Linked DNA regions of Mus musculus: region 1 is linked to region 2. Evidence: chromatin loops called from intact Hi-C (ENCODE). Cell type or tissue: heart. All regions are shown on one strand. Links, peaks and the distances in the headings refer to the core of each region. The heading gives the core; the rest is flanking DNA. Region 1 has its middle 11 kb from the start of Gm46144. Region 2 has its middle 34 kb from the start of Gm46144.

Region 1 (2,909 bases), core at 127-2,626, 45 kb before region 2:
GGGTGATTGATTCTATCCATGATCAGCTTGCCAGCAATTGGAAAATGAACTTTCCTGTTAATATGTCCTTGAGCTAGCTCTGAAATAGTATAAGTCAAATGTGTTTGTGGTCCTAGACCACTTATGGTGGCCCATCTTCTCAGGGCACTGCAGAAGTATCATGGTAGCAAGAATTGAACATTAGAGTTTGGGGATGGTAGATTTTTCATAGGGTTCACTGGGGCCCATGGTCCTTTTGGGTAAGAGATTTATTTAAAAAGGTATTAATTCCATGGACAGACAGACAGACATCAGCAGCTCTGTTGAGAGCTTTGTTCCAGAGTGGGGGAATCCCTTCTTATAGGTCTCAGGAGACAGATTTATAGCAAAGATCCTGCAGCCAGGCTGTCCATGATTCTCGGGGCCTGATAAACCGACACTTAGCTTAAATCTGACAGGAGGTAGTGGTCAAAGAAATCTGTGAAACTTGGGAGGGGGTTGAAGATATCTAAACATAGCTGGGAAAGTGGCAGGCATTCCAGGCGGGAGCCAGGGAGAGAACACAGACGAGATGGACCCTGTGGATAAACATGGTCCTTTGGATATCCATATCCCTGTGGATACAGTACTTGCTAAGCAAACTTGAGGATCTGAGATTGGATTCTCAGCATCTACATGAAAAGCTGGGTGTGGCAGTATCTGTAAGCACTGGGTGTGTGTTTAAGGACAAGAATGTGAAGATCCTTTGAGTTGGATGGCCAGTCCAGTCCAGCTCCATCAGTAGCTCTACGGTCAGTGAGAGACCTGGCCCTTAAAAATGAGGTAGAAAACAACTGAGAAAGACACCTTAACATCAACCTCAAACCTTCTTGTGCATGCATGCACACACGTGTACACACATACATAGACACACAAGAACATGCAAACATACATACACTACATACACACAAGTAAGAAAAACAGCGCTAAAAGACAATCAATGGGGAAGGCACATCTGCTTTGGCGAGAAGCTTCAGGACAGGTTACACGGTGGAGGAAAAAATGGGAGGACAGGTTAGGACACCAAGGTCCTTGAGCCAGCAGCAGGAAGCCTGCTGGTGTTGACGCTGGAGGAGGGACCGTTCCCTCTCCCACCTGGGGTCCTTGGGACGGGGCCTCCGTGCGAAGGGCGGGGTGGAGTTTGGCAGATCCGCAGATGCCCTAATTAAGCCGCGGGTACGTTTCCCAACCCAACTGTCAACCAACGCGGCTGTGCAAGCCAGGAATGAATATTCCCAAAGCGCCAACAGAAGGAAGTGCTTCACAAAAACGGAGCCCGAGGGCGTGAAGGGAAAACAAGCCCTGTTCACACGCAGGCAGACAGCAGCCGCCGCTCAGCACAGCCCCGAGGAGGCGGAAACGCAAGCCTAGCAGAGACAGCTCTAAGCTGCTGAACCTCAACAGTTCCCTGTCCCAGGTGCCCGCAGGTGTGGAGCCCCTGAGAAGCAGAGGCTCCCTGCCCAGCTCTTTGTCCCCTCTGCTGACCTGTCAGATCTGATGTACCAGCCACACCCTTGGAGGGTGAGTTTATGGGGACAGGGTAGACAAGTCCAGGTCAGATGGTTGTCCTGGGGCAGTCCCCTTGCTGGGTTGCTCTTAGCCCAGCCTGGTTGACACCATTCCTTCTCCCTGAATTTGCCTGCCTCTGTCACCTTGGGCAAATCGATACTTCTTGGTGCCTCTTTTACAAAACTACCTCCTCTGAAAAATTGAGTTAATAACACTCCAGGGTGAAAGAAATCTGTATTTTACCGGTGCATGCCTACCTGTAGTCTTGATAAGCCTAGAGAAGCAGAGGAAAGTTTCTGTTGTCTCGATACAGGTCTTATGTAGCCCAGGCTGGCCTTACTATGAAACTGAGGATGACCTGGAATTTCTGATCCACCTTTCTCATTCCCACAGGTGCTGGGACAATAGGTTGCCTGTGGACCCAAGGCTTCCAGCATGCTAGAAGAGCACTCCTCCAACTGAGCCATATCCCTACTCTCCAAAGAGTGGCATAGAAAACTTCTTCCCCTAGTGTGAGAGTTTGCCTTCTGTTTTCTCAGTCACATGGGGCCACAATGGCTGCTGGGACACTGTTTCTCAAGAAAGAGAGAATCTTAGGACACCTCTGTCTCCGCTCCTCTGCCCACCAAGCAGTTGGCCTTCTGGGCTGACAGTGGCCCCTGGGGTAGGCCAGTCACCTTTCTTGGCTACAGATCCTTCTGGGCACCCAGGGTGCTGTCCTGGTTCAGATCTGGTGGTTCTGGGCCCACCCTTTGTTCTGCTTAGTCACCCTTTACTGTGTTACTGAGGAAAGCCAGACTCTGAACTTGAGGACTGACTGGTCCTGAGGCTCCTACCAACTCTGTGGTCCCAACAGAAGCTGCTCCTCTGTGTTATTCTTGGTGCTCCTAACATGCTCCCTTAAGGCCGTGCCTCTCAGCTGTGGATACAGATGCAAGGCTCTAGCATCCCTCCTCTCTTCTGACATGGCTTGGGTCGTCAGCTTTCCTCTTCCAGCTGGCCCAACACAGGCCTCTGAAGGTCAAGGGCCTCACTGACCCTCATGTTGCTTGCTTGTTGGAACCAAGACACCAGTCGATGTCAGGCTTGGAGAAGCTGTGGCCCAGTCCTCTCATGTTTCTGGGGGTTACAGGAGTCCAGAGCCAGGGAGGAAGCTTGTCTGCTGCAGGCTCACTGCAAATAACAAGGGCAAGAAAGATGGGAAGCGCCTTCTGGACTTCAGAAGCTGTTGGCACCTTCCTACAGAGACCTTGGAATGCATCTCTGACTGCATGCAGAATCATTAGGAGAGTCCTGACTCTGCTCTTGACCTCAGTGACCATCTTTGGGGGCCGGCTCCTACAACTTGGCAGCTGTGGGCATAGCTTTTGCCCTTTGTTACC
Region 2 (2,909 bases), core at 177-2,676:
AAAAACTCAGTGAAGGAGTGAAAGACAAGAGATGGTAATGGGGGGTAATATAACCAAAATGCATTATATACATTATGCAAATGTCATAATAAAACTGATCCTTTTGTGTGACTAATATAAGCAAATAAAACATTAGACAAGAAGAGAGTGTGATTCAGTTTGTGGCTACAGTGGGGTGAGCCACAAACTGGACTCCTTTTTCCCAGTATGCAGAGGGTCTACAGAGGTTGTACCCTTTACAGTGGGCAGGAAAGGATGAAATAGGAGAAAAGATGCTGAGTGGGGTGATGCAGGATGTGCCTTCTGCTCTTCCAGTACTGGGGAGACTGAGTCAGGATGCCAGATGGAAGGGCCATGATGCCTGCAGGTCATGGTTGTCAAAGCTAATCATGATAGGAGGGCTTCCTAGAGGAGGTGACAAGTACAGTCTGAGGAAGCAGTGGGGTCCTGGATGTGACCAGATGTCCCAAATTGGAAGCCTTGGAGGCCCAGGCCTGGCCATGGGTTCAGTGGAAAGCCCAGTGTGTCCTGGCTCTGAGCTCTATGACCAACATGAGAACCTCATACTTTCTCCCTTCCAACAATATGGGGCAAGCCACATGCCTCTTCCTTCGAAGGGGATATTCCAGTGAGCACAGTCAGGCCCTGTGCCTAGGGGCTGAATCATAGGAGATTAGGAGCGGTAGGTGTGGGGGCTTCCAGAAAGAAAGACATGACACTCCAGAACCCAACGTTCCCATGCAGCTTCGCCAGGGTACAGCATCTCTTCCTCCAGTAGAGTATTGTTTATTTACAACAACAGACATAAACATAGACTCCTCCCTTGTGGGCAGCCACTGTGTGAATGGACAGGTTCCCATCCAGGGCAGGTGCTGCGTCACTGCCCAGAGGAACAATGCCTCCCACGTGGGGACTTGGGTGAGGCGGGAGCCCACGTCTGCCGTAGGAAGAAGCCTTTGGTCTGCAGAGGGACTTTCTGAGGCTGTGATTGCACAGTGTGGCTTGTGATGGTGAATCACGCTCTTGAGTGCACACCCAGCAAAGGCACAGTAACTGGCAGCCATAGCCTTGGCTACTGAACCAGGGGAACACCTGCTTTGCCGGCCTTCCCTTGGACGTCAACCTGACCCTCAGAAGCCCTTGTACTCTGAAGTATCTTGTACATTTCCCATGAGACCATCTGATGGTGGAAGTGTGGGTCAGCCGTGATGGTGCTCCACCCACGGGCATGGTTCCAAGTGAGAGAGCAACATGGGATCCCGACTCAGATGCCTGGCACCTGTCCAGACTCCAACACTACCGGGAAGCCTGACCTTAGCCTTGGGCCTTCCTGAGACAACTTCCACAGACGAATACAGAATGACCTCAAGTGTTGCCGGGCCAGGCTCAGAAGGAAGGTCTTAGTTCCAAGGGAAGGAGGTAGTCACATGGGAAAAGTTAATAGATGCTGGGTACCGTATGACTGGACCCTGCTTCTGCCCCATTTTGTGTGTGTGTGGGCGTGTTCGTTTGTGTGTTTGTATGTATGTGTAGAGGCCAGAGGCTGACCTTAGGTGTCAGTTCTCTGTCACTACCCAGCTTGGGTTCTTCCCACCACCACCCTTTTCTGTTTACTTAATTTCTGTGCATGAGGGTATGTATGCACATGTGTGTGGAAGTTGGAGAGCAACTTGTGAGGACCAATTCTTATTTTCTATTCTGTGGGTTCTGGGGATCCAACTCAGGTAGTCAGGCTTGGCAGCAAGCACCTTCACATGCTGAGCCATCTTGACTCTCATTTGCCTGCAGCTCACTGACTCAACTAGAGCAGCCAGCCAGTTAAGTCCCCAGAATCTACCTTCCCAACACTGGGGTTACAAGAGCTTCCCAACACACCCAGCCTTATCTTTAAAAAACAAACAAACAAACAAACAAACAAAAACGTGGTTCCAGGGATGGAATTCAGGTCCCCAGGCTTGTGTCAAGCACTCTCTCAATGGAGTCATCTTTCTGAGCAAGAGTATCTGTGGCTTTTCTCAGTCCCACTTTTCTGGTCTACCAAAGGCCTCCTGTCAACCCGGTAGAACATAACATCATAACTGAGAATGGTATCTTCCTCCATAAATGCTGGTTTGAGGCTGAAGCAGAGATGGGCAGGTAACACAGCCATCAAGCTACAAGCCCCTACCATTCAATGCCTCAGGCTGGGAGACTGTATCATAGATACCTCATCAGTGATATTTCCTAGCTCGAATGGCTGTGTGCCTCTCCCGCACTGATCCTGCCCAGGGTCTTGGGAACTTGTTGGTTGGGGGACCTCAGCCAAGGAGATGCAAGCAGAGAGTGGGAGAGCACTTGCCACCAGGGCTGGCCCTTCTTCAGTGCAGCCACCTCTCCATGAGAAATTGAACTAACCTGTTTAGAAGCTACACAGAGTTTCCCAGCCTCTGTCCAAAGCCAGGCATGAAAGAGGTCATTGAGGACCCTCAGAGCAGCACAGCCTCTGCCTGACTGAAAGCTAAGTATGATGAAGCCAGCCCTGGCTGGAGAGTCAAGAGCAAATGAATGGCACTGAGCCATTCAACTAAGGGTAGTTTGTTAGCTGGCAATAGGTAACAAATCCACCCAAGTTCCTTTTCTGCTGCTCAGGACTGCAGGACAGAATGCAAACTCCAGAATCCTCTGTCTTACTATCCCTATGTCCATCTATTCCATGAAATTAAGCTATAACAGTCTTGGGAAACACAGACAGGCTTGAGGGGCCACAGCATGGTACCTGGCACTTAGAAGACCCCAAAGAAAGTATCGGGGAGATGGCTCAATCAATCAACAGTGCTCGCTGTGTAAGCATGAAGACCTGACTGTGGATCCCCAACAACCACAGAGAAGCTAAACACAGAGCAGGAGAGCAAAGCTAGCAAGGTCTCAAG

Evidence for each region. A loop is a pair of places that touch in the nucleus more often than their neighbours do. Peaks named below come from ENCODE experiments on the same cell type or tissue, not always from the same donor. Only the 100,000 strongest peaks of a DNase experiment are listed, where the experiment ranks them.
Region 1: a loop joins it to region 2, with 2.0 times the contacts of the local background. A loop is called at or near these places in 2 of 42 quality-filtered maps.

What each region holds. Positions count from the first base shown.
Region 1 is chr1:119,188,449-119,191,357 of GRCm38, forward strand. No RefSeq gene overlaps it. Among named protein-coding and RNA genes, the nearest start is that of Gm46144, 11 kb to the right of the region's middle. In heart, for the core only: no CTCF peak of the experiment used is centred there; a DNase peak (open chromatin) is centred at 1,313; H3K4me3 peaks cover 668 bases; H3K27ac peaks cover 737 bases.
Region 2 is chr1:119,233,390-119,236,298 of GRCm38, forward strand. No RefSeq gene overlaps it. Among named protein-coding and RNA genes, the nearest start is that of Gm46144, 34 kb to the left of the region's middle. In heart, for the core only: no CTCF peak of the experiment used is centred there; a DNase peak (open chromatin) is centred at 1,302.